2 separate regions of the Homo sapiens genome follow, and region 1 is linked to region 2. A link is a contact called in ENCODE Hi-C data. All regions are on one chromosome and are shown on one strand. The core of a region is the stretch at or near the end of the contact, and the rest is flanking DNA. Distances in the headings are between cores, read along the strand shown.

The links. Hi-C counts contacts between places; a loop is a spot of excess contacts on that map. Pooled maps may share reads with other maps.
Region 1: a pooled map shows a loop between it and region 2 (12-fold over the local background). The contact joins the promoter of ARHGAP10 here to the promoter of ABCE1 in region 2. A Hi-C loop is called at or near these places in 5 of 50 pooled maps.

What each region holds. Positions count from the first base shown.
Region 1 is chr4:147,728,634-147,734,733 of GRCh38, forward strand. It overlaps ARHGAP10 (Rho GTPase activating protein 10), which reads left to right and starts at 3,455. Exons shown (of 23, transcript NM_024605.4): 1 at 3,455-3,822. The coding sequence starts at 3,669. RefSeq lists enhancers at 3,066-3,958, 3,959-4,851, 4,172-4,241, 5,370-5,499 and silencers at 3,152-3,671, 3,982-4,061.
Region 2 is chr4:145,093,088-145,099,674 of GRCh38, forward strand. ABCE1 (ATP binding cassette subfamily E member 1) reads left to right here and starts at 5,224. Exons shown (of 18, transcript NM_002940.3): 1 at 5,224-5,332. ANAPC10 (anaphase promoting complex subunit 10) reads right to left here and starts at 5,109. Exons shown (of 5, transcript NM_001256706.2): 1 at 5,033-5,109; 2 at 2,898-3,024. The coding sequence starts at 3,012. RefSeq lists enhancers at 4,364-5,235, 4,483-5,682, 4,816-4,865, 4,946-5,205, 5,236-6,107 and 1 more.

The DNA of each region.
Region 1 (6,100 bases), core at 2,205-4,704, 2.6 Mb after region 2:
TGGATATATATGTGTGTGATTTTTCTTTTTCTTTTTTTTTGGGATGAGGCCAGTCTCCCCCAGAGACCAAAAGCACGGTGAGGACTGTTTTGTGTGCTGCTGCATCATGAGCACCTAATACGGTGCCTAATACATATAAATGATCAGTAAATATTTGTGGGAATAATTGATTAATTAAGATGAAACCTGGAAACTCAGTAGCATCTGCTTTTGTGGCCACTTTTCTTGAGTTCTGTCTTACATGGTTTAAAACCATGATTTAAGGGCTCTCCTGCCCCGAAAATCTTTCCCACATTGATGGAATGTAATCTGTCTCCTCCTCTCCCTCATCCCTCTCTTCAGCCCATCCTCCACACTTCCTTCTTCCTTGAGTCTCATTATTATCATAATTTTCAGCAGGCACTTTACAAACACAATTTCATTAAATCTTCTCAAGCAACCTGCAGCTGCAATGTCATCATCTCCATTTCACTGATGGTAAGTCTGAGGTTTACAGAAAATTACCTTTGCTAAGGTTGCACAACTGTTAAGTAGTAAAGCTGGAGCTGGAACTACTAAATATCTATCTTTCCACTGTCCACTGTACAGAGATTTCTCTTCAGTTAGTTATACTTATTCATTCCACATTTACTGATCACTTGTATACCAGACACTGCATAGGCATAGCTGAATAAAACAAAATTAATCAGGCCCCTCCACTCATGGTAATTATTGTGGACCTATTTGGTAATGAATTAAGATTCATATTCACTAGCTCTTTAACACTGGGTGTACATGTGTGTGAAGTGATAAGTAATATTTTTTATGATGTTTTGACATTGTTTTAAACAACTTTTTTTTTTCTCCAAATATCTAAAGAACTGGGCACACTGAATAAACCAGAGTTTTTACGGCTTGAAGTCTAATGTGGTAAAGGAGAAGCAGTTCTAGAGTAGTTCATCTTAAAAAAAATTTTTTATTGAGATATATTTCACAGACCAAAAGAAATCCACCCATTTATCACATACAATTAAGTGATTTTGAGTATATTCAGAATTGTGCAACCATTACCAAAATGTAAATTTAAATTGTTTTCGGCCAGGCTCGGCGGCTCACTCCCATAACTCCAGCAATTTGGGAGACCAAGGTGGGAGCATCATTTGAACTAAGGAGTTTGAGAAAAGCCTGGGCAACATAGTGAGACCCTATCTCTATGAAAAATAAAAATATTAATAATTTTCATCACCCTGAAAATAAACTCCTGACTACATATACCCTCCACTCTATCCCCCAGTCTCTAGCAACCACTAATCTTTCTGCCTCTATAGATTTACCTGTTTTGGACATTTAATATAAGTAGATAGTATTGGCCTTTTGCAGCTAGGTTCTTTTACTTAGTATAACGTTTTCACCGTTATTGTGCCGTAGCACGTGTCAGTACTTCATTCCTTTTTATTGTAGATTAATATTTCATTTTATGGACAAACATTTTGTGCATCCATTACACAGCTGACAAAGGACATTTTGGTTGATTCTACTTTTTGGCTATTACGAATAATGCTGCTATGAATATTTGTGTGTAAATATTTGCGTGGACATATATTTTCATTTCTTTTGGGTATATATCTAAGCGTGGACTTGCTGGGTCACACGGTAACCTCCATGTTCAATATTGAAGAAGTCTCAGCAGCCCCTCTATGAGAAAAGGTTTGGGTTTCTGCTCTGAGGATTGAGTGTGGTCAGTGCTTGGCTGTTTCGCTAGGCCCTCATTTTTGTTTACACCCCCTCTCTTCTTGTCTTTCTTCCCCTTTATTTGCCTCTTTTATTCTCTTTTCTGTAGACTCCAGTCTCCTGCTGGTTTTAGTAGGAACTGAAGCTTTCACCGCCTAAAAGTTATTTGTAAAACACTTTGAACTCTCTGGAGGATGGACATTAGAGTAATAATGTTTATCTGTGGGTTAGGCACTCCTGGTGCTGTTTTGTAACAAAAGGGCTTATTGAGTAGGAGGCTTATTTAACTTGTTCGGGAGGGTTACCCTCCTACAACATGCTGTCCAAACAGATTCTTAATTACCCAGCTGAGAGTCTGAACGTCTTGAGGAATTACTTTGAAGTTTCTCGTTAATATTACCATCATATCATGTAAGTCTATATCGCGAGTTTGTAGATGTATGGAGTTCCTAGTGGGTGCCCGGCACATAATAATTGCTTAATAAATTGCGATTATGAAACGTTACTCTAATGAACTATTAGTGTTTTTTTTTAAGAAATACTTTTTTTTTTTTTTGAGACATTGTCTCGCTCTGTCGCCCAGGCTGGAGTGCAGTGGCACCATCACGACTCACTGCAACCTCCGCCTCCTGGGTTCAAGCGATTCTCCTGCCTCAGCTGGGACTACAGGCACGTGCCACCGCACCCGGGTACTTTTTGTATTTTAAGTAGAGACGGGGTTTCACCATGTTAGCCAGCTGGTCTCCAACTCCTGACCTCAGGTGATCTACCCGCCTCCGTCTCCCAAAGTGTTGGGATTACAGGCGTGAGCCACCACGTCCGGCCTAAGGTATACATTTTAATACTTTAAAATGCCTAACTTTTTTTGGGACACACTGGAGTTGTTTCATAACACACAAAATAGGCTTTTTGAGGGCACTGACATAAATTCTCATTGATCGTCACCCCCACGCGGTGAAAACCACACGTTACCTGGCATGTTTTCCGGTAGTTATTTTTAGAATAATAAAGATCGTCTTCACCTACCCCAGCAAATTTAATGTGCTGAACACAACAGAAACAACTTTTCTGTGGTTTAGCCAGCCCTCTCTCTTCAACTAAGTTATTTAGTGCGGATACGCAGAGAAGTGTAATAGGAGCTGCTGGGCCACCAAGAAAACGCTCTTGCCATTGTAAGGCTTCGATCTCAAGCGGAGATTTACCACGCATCTCACTTTAAACTGGGAAAGGAACCGGGATAAGGAAAAGAGCCCCCTGTGCGAGTTCGTTCCCAGCTCGGGGTTGGGGGCGTCCCAGGATAAATGAGATAAATGAGTTAATCATCTCCTGCAAGGCAGCCACTTCAGAGTTATGTCGCCCGCCTGCGGGGACTAACGACTGCAATTAAGACGCTCCTTCTCGGTCCCGGTCGGGTTCCGTGCAGCGGGGAGCCGACTGTGAGTCACCCCGGCCCCGGGAGCCCAAGCAAAGGGGAGGGGAGAGCGCCCAGGGTGGAGGGGAGCCGCGGGGCGAAATTCTAGCCCCAGGACGCCTCGGAAGGAAGAGGAGGGGCAGCTGCGCGTGGGGAAGAGAAGGAAGAGGCGTCCAGGGAAGGGAAGGGAGGAAGAAGGAAGGCGGAGGAAAGAGAAGGGGACGAGCGGGAGCGCGGGCCCGGCCGGGTGGCGCCTCGGGGAGTGTCTGCCGCGCGGGGGCCGGGCGGGGCGGGGCCGCGGGCGCTCAGAGCTCGGCGGGGGCTGCCGGGATTGGGGCGCCGCAGCTAGCGCTGGTCTCGGTGGCAGCTCCTCCGCGCCGCAGGACTCGGCTCTACGGGACATGTCCGTGCCGCGCTCGCCGCGCGCCCGGGCCTGCTAGCTCCTCTGTGCTCCCTGAACGCGCGGCGCCGCACCTGGCAGCGGCCTCGGAGCTCGGCTCGGGCAGGAGCGCGCGGCCGTGCGCACCGCGCAGCGACCGCTGCCGTCATGGGGCTGCAGCCCCTGGAGTTCAGCGACTGCTACCTCGACAGCCCGTGGTTCCGGGAGAGGATCCGCGCTCACGAAGCGGAACTCGAGAGGACCAACAAGTTCATCAAAGAGCTCATTAAGGACGGGAAGAACCTCATCGCTGCGACGAAAAGTAAGCGGGGACGCGGGCGCGGACGGGCTGCGGCGTGGCGAGGCGGCTGGGGGAGCCTCTCTCGGCAGGAGACGGAGGGTCTTGTGTCCGGGGCCAGCAGCCAGAGGAACGGGGAATTCATTCCGGACCAGCCCAGCTCTCTCGGAACCCCGGGGGGTCCCTGGAATCATTCCTCCTCGAGGCAGCGCGGCGAGTCCCCATTCCCGCCCCTGCGGCTCTGCGGCGGCGGGAACCAGCTGCCAGCGGGCCCCGCCTGGGCCCCGCCTGGCCCCGGCCGAACACCCCTCGCTGAATGCGCGCTCCGCTGGACCGACCCTAGGCACTCCTGGCCCGGAGTCAGGTTTCATTGCTGCCTAAAGCTACTCACAATCTCTTACAAAACCGAGGCATCTGTTTGCCTAGTTTTGTTTTGTGACTTCTCAAAAGAAATTTCTTGGGGATTCTTTGAAACCCTGCGGGAGTGTTGAGTTTTCCAGAGTCCCCTTAAGCTTCACCTTTTCCCTCTCATTGTCTGATCTTCCCCGACAGTCCTGTTCCAGGTCCTTCACGTGCCAAACCAGAAAGTCCACCTGGCTTTATGCTGCTTCCGCACATTCCTCCCCTGCCGTGCTGAGGAGGGTTCAAAGATTGGGGTTTGGAAGGGTGAGCGGACAGCCTGCCCTCTAGCCTAGGCGGGCACTGCTTGCAAATAGGGAATTCCACCCCGGTTAGGCTTGGTGCCTTCCTCCCCTGAACTTCTGTCTCTTAAACTCGGAAGAAGACACGAGATACAGGAGAGATAACTGTATTTTAGTGTAGTTGAGGAGAGTCTTTCTAGGAGAGAAGGGGCCAAAATTCATGCAGAAATACTGAGTTAGTGATGCTACTGGAAAATGGGGCGGAATTAGCCCCAGTGAGGAGCTGGGCAGCCTGACCATCCCTTGGATCCATAACCCCTTCGGAGGATGGCGGTGAATGTCCCCTTTCCCCCTTTAAAAGACCTGTCCATACAGCAGACAGGGACTTGGGCAGTATCCAGCCTTGAGGGGCTGGGTTCTTAGGGCCTTCATCACTCACCTAGATTCTCAGTTCAGTAATTCTCAGCCTTAGGTATTCGTCCCTTGTACATTTGTTTGTAGATACCACCTCTGGGGAAAATCCCCCATCTCACTGTTCTCCCGACCGCGCCCCGCCCCATTTTTCAGTAAGGGCGATTAAAACATATTGATTATACTGTCTCGGGCACCCAGCATGGTGCCTGGTACAGTAAATATGCATTTAATGAATAAGTTGAAGTACATTTCTGTGGGAAGAATTTAGTGAGCCATCCCTGTAATTTTGGAGGCAAGTCACTCAACTTCTCTGGATGATCTCCAAGGTTCCTTTTGGTTCTCTGACCTCTTTGGTGTTGCAAAATCAGGACTGGGACTCACTTAGGGTTTTTTTGTTTTGTTTTTAAGTCTCTGCTGCTTGAATCAGAAATGGGACTCTGGGACATGTGACAAGTGGGCTTATTTGGTTGAGGGCTCTCCAGGCCCTTGGCATCTGGTATGTGTGTTGGGTGGGAAGTAGGGGGGCGCCTATACATATGGAGGAGTGAGCATAGAAAGGAGGAGTTGGGAGCGGGGGTGCAGAGTGAACACGAGAGAATGAGGACTGAGGACTCTTTCTGTAACTTGATGTTAACCAGAGTCAGTGGCCGGGAGAATGTACCTTCTCTCTCATTGGTTGTAGTAGTTCCCTCTGGAGCTAGAGAGGTGTGGAGAGAGGCAGAGGGCAAAGCCAGTTTGGCCACTGGTAGAAAGCTATTTCTGTGACAGCATATTAGCTTTCCTGCCATCAGGACACATGCGTTAGGTTCCAGCAGCAGCCAGTGCATCTGGGGGGCCAGATGTCAGCTTTCCTCCAGACTGTAGACTTTCTTGAATTTGTGAATTAGTATCTTACTCATTTTGATTCTCGTCCTTTAGCATAAGAAACATAACTTGTAATCATGCTTTGAGAGTAATTGGGAAGTGTCTTTTTTTCTCGTTATGTTCATTAAGAATTTATGTTTAAATTCTTTCCCAGAAGGTGACAGGAACACAGCTGTAGCTCACATGCCTTTTCCCGCTTGCTCCATAAAGTTTACTTCTAGTTCCTATCAAAGACTAAGAGCCTTGGACTAAAGTCAGGGGACCTGAATTTAATTCTTCTTCACTGGTTAGGGCGTGGCTATAGGAAAATTGAGCAGGTCTTATTCTTTTGCGTCCAACTTCCCCTGTCTACCTCTTAGGGGAACTAATAAGGTTCTGCAGCA
Region 2 (6,587 bases), core at 3,974-6,473:
ATGAAACACAGTATTCTACAGCTGGAGGTAGGGCAAGAGCATGGCAAGAGGCACCCTCTGTAGCACAAGTGTGCGCCAAAGCACAGGAAAACTGGAGTGGAACTATTATATAGAAAAATAAGAAAATGTCTCTGGCACAATGTTCTCACAGTAAGCACAGGGCATCTTTAGAGGAATTTGAAGCCTGTGAGACACTGAAGGTAACCATAGCAATAACAAAACTCAAACTCAGCTCAATTCCTAACTAATGCAAATCCCACAATAAAGGACAAATGATAGAAAAAAGGCACCCATTTCAAGGTGTAAAAACTATTTATCTCAGTATCTACTAATCTGCACATATTTGGCACTCAATAAAAAAAAAAGACAAACAAAAAGAAAAACAGAATTATCATAAACAGAAACAGACCCAGAGATGACCCAGTTGTTGGAACTACCAGACAGGAATCTTAAATAACTATAACTATGAGTAAGATGTTAAAAAAAAAAAACAAAAACCTAGAAAGGTAGATGAAATGTGTTAACAGACAGGAATTTCAATAGAGATGAAAATTCTACGAGTCAAATGGAAGAGCTACAAATAAAAAATATAATATCACAGATGAAAAATTTCTTAGGCAGAATTATCAGTATATTCAATAAAGCCAAAGATGAATGCAGCAGATTTGAAGACAGGCCAATGAAAAATACCAGAATTGAAACACAACTCCAAAAAAAGTGAAAAAAAATAGAGTACCCAAAAGCTGTGGGATAATAACAAATGGTCTAGCATATGTATAATTGGATTCCCAGATTCTTAGAAAGATAATAGAGAAGCAATAGGGCAAAAGAAATAATTGAAGAAATAATGGACACAATGTCTTTTACAACCTAGTCTCAAAAGTCATATACCATCAGTTTTGCCTTATTCTACTGGTCCCAGAAACCAATCCTGACACAATTTGGAAGCGGTCCACAGAAGGGCATGAATACCAGAAGGCAAGGATAACTGGGGACCATTTTGAAAGCTAGCTACTACTAATCTGGTGAATGGATAAACAAACTGGTACACCCATATTGTGGAACAGTAATCAACAATAAAAAGGAATAAACTACAGATATGTGCCCCAGCAAAACCCACAAGTGAATTATGCTAAATGAAAGACACTAGACCCAATAAGCTACATACAGTATTTATATCGGCATTCTGGGAAAGGCGAAACCAAAGGGACCCAAAACTGAGCTGTCAGGGGCTTGGAAAGGCCCAGAAGACTGACCATAAAGAGACATGAGGGAACTTTGTGGGATGATGGCAATGTTATATATTCGATTATAATGCTGCTTATATGACTGTACATGTCTGTAAAATTCACAGAACTGTACACCTAAAAAGGGTAAGTTTTATAGTATGTAAATTATACCTCAAGAAAGTGCTCATAGAAAGACAGAGAAGGGAATCTTGAGGGGAAACAGAAGAGGCTTGGTTGAGAGGATGGATACAGGAGTCATAATGTGCAAATAATAAAAGTTTCTGAAAGAAAGATGACTACTAAACTAATAACATTATAAAGTCCCTCAAGCTAAAGAAATTTCTCCAAGCTTGAGTCTGCAGGTGAAAACTGCCTATAAAATTATGGGTTACAAGGGTGAGAAAAGATATCTGGCAAATGCCATGAACTCAAGAATAAAGAGAAAAACCTTAGATGCTTCCAGAAAAAAACAAGTTACTTAGGAAAAAAAAAAAAGAGAGGTAGGCATAGGCCTTTATATCCACAACATGGCAAAAGAAGATAGTGAAAGAGCATTCATAAATTTTTGAGAGAAAAGGACTGCCACCCAAGAATTCTATCCCAACAAAGAGTAAAAGGAAAGTATTTTGGCGTATGTTATCACTCATTTATCCAATTGAGAGAAACGGCCAAAAAAAATAAATGAATAACAACTGAATCATAGTAGAGATAGAGGAGGAAAAGAGAAGACCTTATGACATATGTAATTAAATCTAACTAGGGAATAGTAAAGAAATTGGACAGAGATATATGATAAAAAAAAATTCAGTGCATTAGAATTAAAATAAAGCATCTAAACAAAAGGAATATTAAAATCAGACCAGTGTACAGTAGTATCTTTATCTGCAGTTTCATCTCCGCAGTTTCAGTTACCCTTGGTCAATCATGGTTCAAAATATTAAAAGGGAAATTCCAGAAACAAACAATTGGTAAGTTTTAAACTGTGTACTGTCTGAGTAGTGTGAAGAAATTTCTCACCATCCTGCTCCATCCCACCCAAGACATAAATCATCACTTTGTCCAGCACATCCACCACTTTGTCCAGCACATCCACCACTTTGTCCAGCATATCCACACTGTGTATACTACCTGACCGTTAGCCATCAACATCATCTGCTCCTGATATCCAATCATCAACATCATCGTGGCTTGATGATCCAGAATCACCAGAAGCAGATGCTCCTCCTTCTGAAGTATTGTCAGAAGGTTAATAGTAGCCTAACACTACATCACAACACCTACATTCTTCACCTCACTCGCTCTCATCACATAGACATTTTATCTCTCACATCATCGCAGGAGGAAGGGTACAATATAATATTTTGAGAGCGAGAGAGACCACTTTCACAAAACTTTTATTACTTTATTACTTCTATTGTTATAATTGTTCTATTTTATTATTAATTATTGTTAATCTCTTACTGTGCCTAATTTATAAATTACACTTTATCACAGGTATTTATGTATAGGAAAAAACATAGTATTAATATAGAAAGGGTTCAGTACTATCCATGGTTTTAGGCATCCACTGGGAGTCCTGGAATGTATCCCCTGGGATAAGGGGAGATGCCTGTACAAGGAAACTGCAAGTGACTATTTCCAACAGCTTTTTTGTTTGTTAGTTTTTACCTGGTTTGCAAGATGAGAGTGACCAAACAGCTTGTGACCCAATTTCCCGTACTGTTCCAGTCCTTTCCAACTGCTTGGGGTCAGCACCAGGAGGTGTCTTGTTTGGTGTAGTCATTTTTAAAATATTCTATGTAGAAAACAAGAATGCACACATTGTATCAGGAACTGGGCATCTTTCTACAAAAGTTTTTTACCAAGAAAAATTTAATGGAACTCATATACCCTGACATTAATCATTTATTCTGAAGAATGCAGTTAATATAATTAAATCACTGTAATTTAAATCTTAGGGGCTGGGCATGGTGGCTCACACCTGTAATCCCAACACTTTGGGAGGCTGAGACAGGAGGATCATGTGAGCCCAGGAGTTCAAGACCAGCCTGGACAACATGGCAAGACCCCATCTCTATTTTTAAATAAATAAAAATCTTAGGAATTCAGGTTTTGTTTCATATGACCAGATATGCAAAGCAGTGAGCTATAGTAGTCAAAAGAGCACAGAATCAAAGTTTTGGCTTCAGTATCTCCTTTAATCAGCCTAGACTTTGAGTAGGTCTGGGCTTTATTTCCTCTCCTGTTAAAGAGGTTCACTTGATGATTTTTACTTCTACAATGCTATGCAGTTCTATAATTCTGTGCCTGAAAATTCAAATGACTTTTAGCCCTAGAAAAGTCAGACTGAAATACTTTTATTCTAGGAATATATAAATATTGATCCTCATTTTATTTACTTAATTCCTTTTTTTTTAGAGACAGGATCTAGCTATGTTACCCAGGCTGGTCTTGAACACCTTGCTTCAAGCGATCCTCCCACCTCAGCCTCCCAAGTAGCTGGGATTACAGGTGTGATCCCATCACCCCACTAAGATCCTCATTTTAAATATTCATTGAGTGATGCAGAGAACAGTCATACCTGCCCTCTAGCTGTCAAAAGTTTTATTTAAGACCCAGCCCGGTGGCTCACACCTGTAATCCCAGCAGTTTGGGAGGCCAAGGCAGGTGGATTGCTTGAGCCCAGGAGTTCGAGACCAGCCTGGAATATGGTGAAACCCTGTCTCTAAAAAAATTCCAAAAAATCAGCCTGGTGTGGCGGCACACACCTGTAGTCCCAGGGGGGCTGAGACAGGAGGATCACCTGAACTGGGAGGCGGAGGTTGCAGTGAGCCGAGATCGTGCTACTGCACTCCAGCCTGCGTAACAGAGCAAGACACTGTCCCAAAAAGCACAAAAATAAGAAAAAAATGTTAAAAGTTCACTTACATATGCTCTTACCATAGAAGATAAGGTCAGGAAAATGGCTTCAAGATTTTGAAGTGAATAACTGGCCCATTCTAAAAAGGTTGACCTCATCTTTCACATCTTTTGTTAATTTTACTAAGTCTATTCATATGTGAAAAAACACTTCAATACTGGATCGTGAACAATATGTAAAACTGCTTTGGTAGCGCAGTTACTGCTACTGAACATTGTTATATATGCTATTCAAAATAGGTGCAATAGTTCTGCATACCGTTTCCTTGACACCTCCCATTGTATCCGAAGTTGTTCTTTAATCGGCACACAAGCACTTGATACTTACTAAATAACGGCAGACACAACGGACTGTAAACTTTGGCAAGGCCTGAGGCTTAAACGCTCAATAAGTAATTTACTGAATGAATAAACAGATGAATAGGTTCAGTTATGAACTAGTTGTCACTTGCCTGCAAGTTAGGTGAGATCTAGGGCGAGACTATTCAACCTGCAACCATCATTACTAACTGAATGTCCTGTTACCTAAAAAAAGATAGAAATAAAGCCCATCTTTAGGGCAGAATTCAACTGCCGGACTTGGGACTGGACGCCACCAAGTGGATAAAATATGGAGCTCGGAAAAGATTGGATTCCCGGCCCTGAACTGACCACACAGTTGAGAGGAAGTTGAGGCCTAGAAGAGCGCGCAACAGTAAGCCGTGTCGGCACCAGACTCTGTTGGTCCTACTGACACCTCCAGCGTTAGAATGACTAAGGCTCCACTCCTGACCCACCGGCCTTGAGGAAAGCGCAAACGTAAAAAAAGATTGAAACCGGAGAGGCGAATGCATCTGTTTACGCTAGGACCACGCTCGACGTCGGAGAAAAGCCCACACACTCACAGTTTCCAGACCTGGCTGCTTGCCGAAACTCAGATTCTCGGCACCTCCAGCAGCTGGCTTCGCCAACGGCGTTGAACAAGGGTCGCAGCTCAATGACGTCATATCTCCCTACCTACCTCCAGGGTTCCGCCTCACGCTCTATGTCGCGCGCGCGCACTACGTCCTATGGCTTGCGCGTGCGGCGGCTGGGCACCGCCATTTTGGCCGGTGGCCGTGAGAACACGCTGTGTGGCTGAAAAGTGAAGGCAAGAGCTGATTTGGCCTCTGTGCTCCCCTCCGCAAGGGGATCGTTTTCTCCAGGTACGTGAATAGCCCGGAGAGGTTTGGCCGTTAGCTGCCATCTGCCAGGTTGGAAAGAATGTAGGGACGTTCTCCGAGAGCCTTTGGTTAGGCCTTAGGTGGCGGAGACAGCAGCAGCGCGTGGCAGCGGTTCCTGCGGGACAGCTGGAACTGATGGAGCGCGGGCGACGCCGAGAGCTTGGGGGCGCCTCGGTCTTCCCCTCCAGCCGACCCGGCTGTCGCCGCTGTTGCCTGCCACACCCGCGAGGGACTTCGAGAATGGACCTAGATGCCGTAGTCTCCACTCCCCCTTTACCCCACTCCCGCCCTGAAGCTAAACCTGCTGGAGAGGAAGGCACCTTTAGAACTTACAGCACTCTCTAGTACCCCCACACTCCTCCAGCACCCAAAATGGATATATTGTCACATGTGCATATTTGGTTGTGGGAAGTCGTGGCTTCCACGTTTTGTTGAGTGGAATGAGTCATGGCATCTTGCCGCCATGAAGTCGAATACTCGCTGTCCACTCCCAGGCTTTATAGAAATGATGCCCACATGTCACTCTGCTTTTCTCAGAACAGCGTGTACGCAGCTATGACTGGGGTTGTCCCAAGTAGTTTCCCAGTAGAAATCCTATAGTTTTTTTGGTACGCTTTTGTAGCACTAGGCACTTTCTCCCCTTACCCGTTTTTCCTTTTATTGTATCTAATACTCATTGAGATCAAGGTTGATGTCTTTACTCAGAATACCTTTATTATCTCTTCAGGGCTTCGTACATTGTAGGCATTTAATACGTATTGTGAATGAATGACAGCCAAAGCCGAATTCCCACCTCCCATTAACTACATAAGCTTATTTTCTCTTTTTTGATGGTAAAAATCTATAAGAGGAAGAACTGTCCAAATAACATGTTTTATTTTTTTACTCTTTCCCAACAGGACTGCTAACTAGTCATTTATGATAGTGGCATTTATGTTGCAGTAGTTTGTCCCATATTCTGAGAATATTCATTGTATACCAGCCACCTGACACTAATACTTTGTTAGTGTAACCAAAGGCTCAGAACCTGTATTTGAACCAAAAGCTGTTTGGGGTTTGTGAGCTTTTTGAGAACTTAGTTCTCCCCTATTTTAAAAAAGGGAGTTTTTTTGTTTGTTTGTTTGTTGGAAGAGCATCTAACAATTGGGAGAGAGGGGGAGAAAACAATATTAAGTTAGAGTTCTTCTAAATGTCTTAAACTTAAAACTCTTTGAAATCAGAGCCGTGTACCACTCCT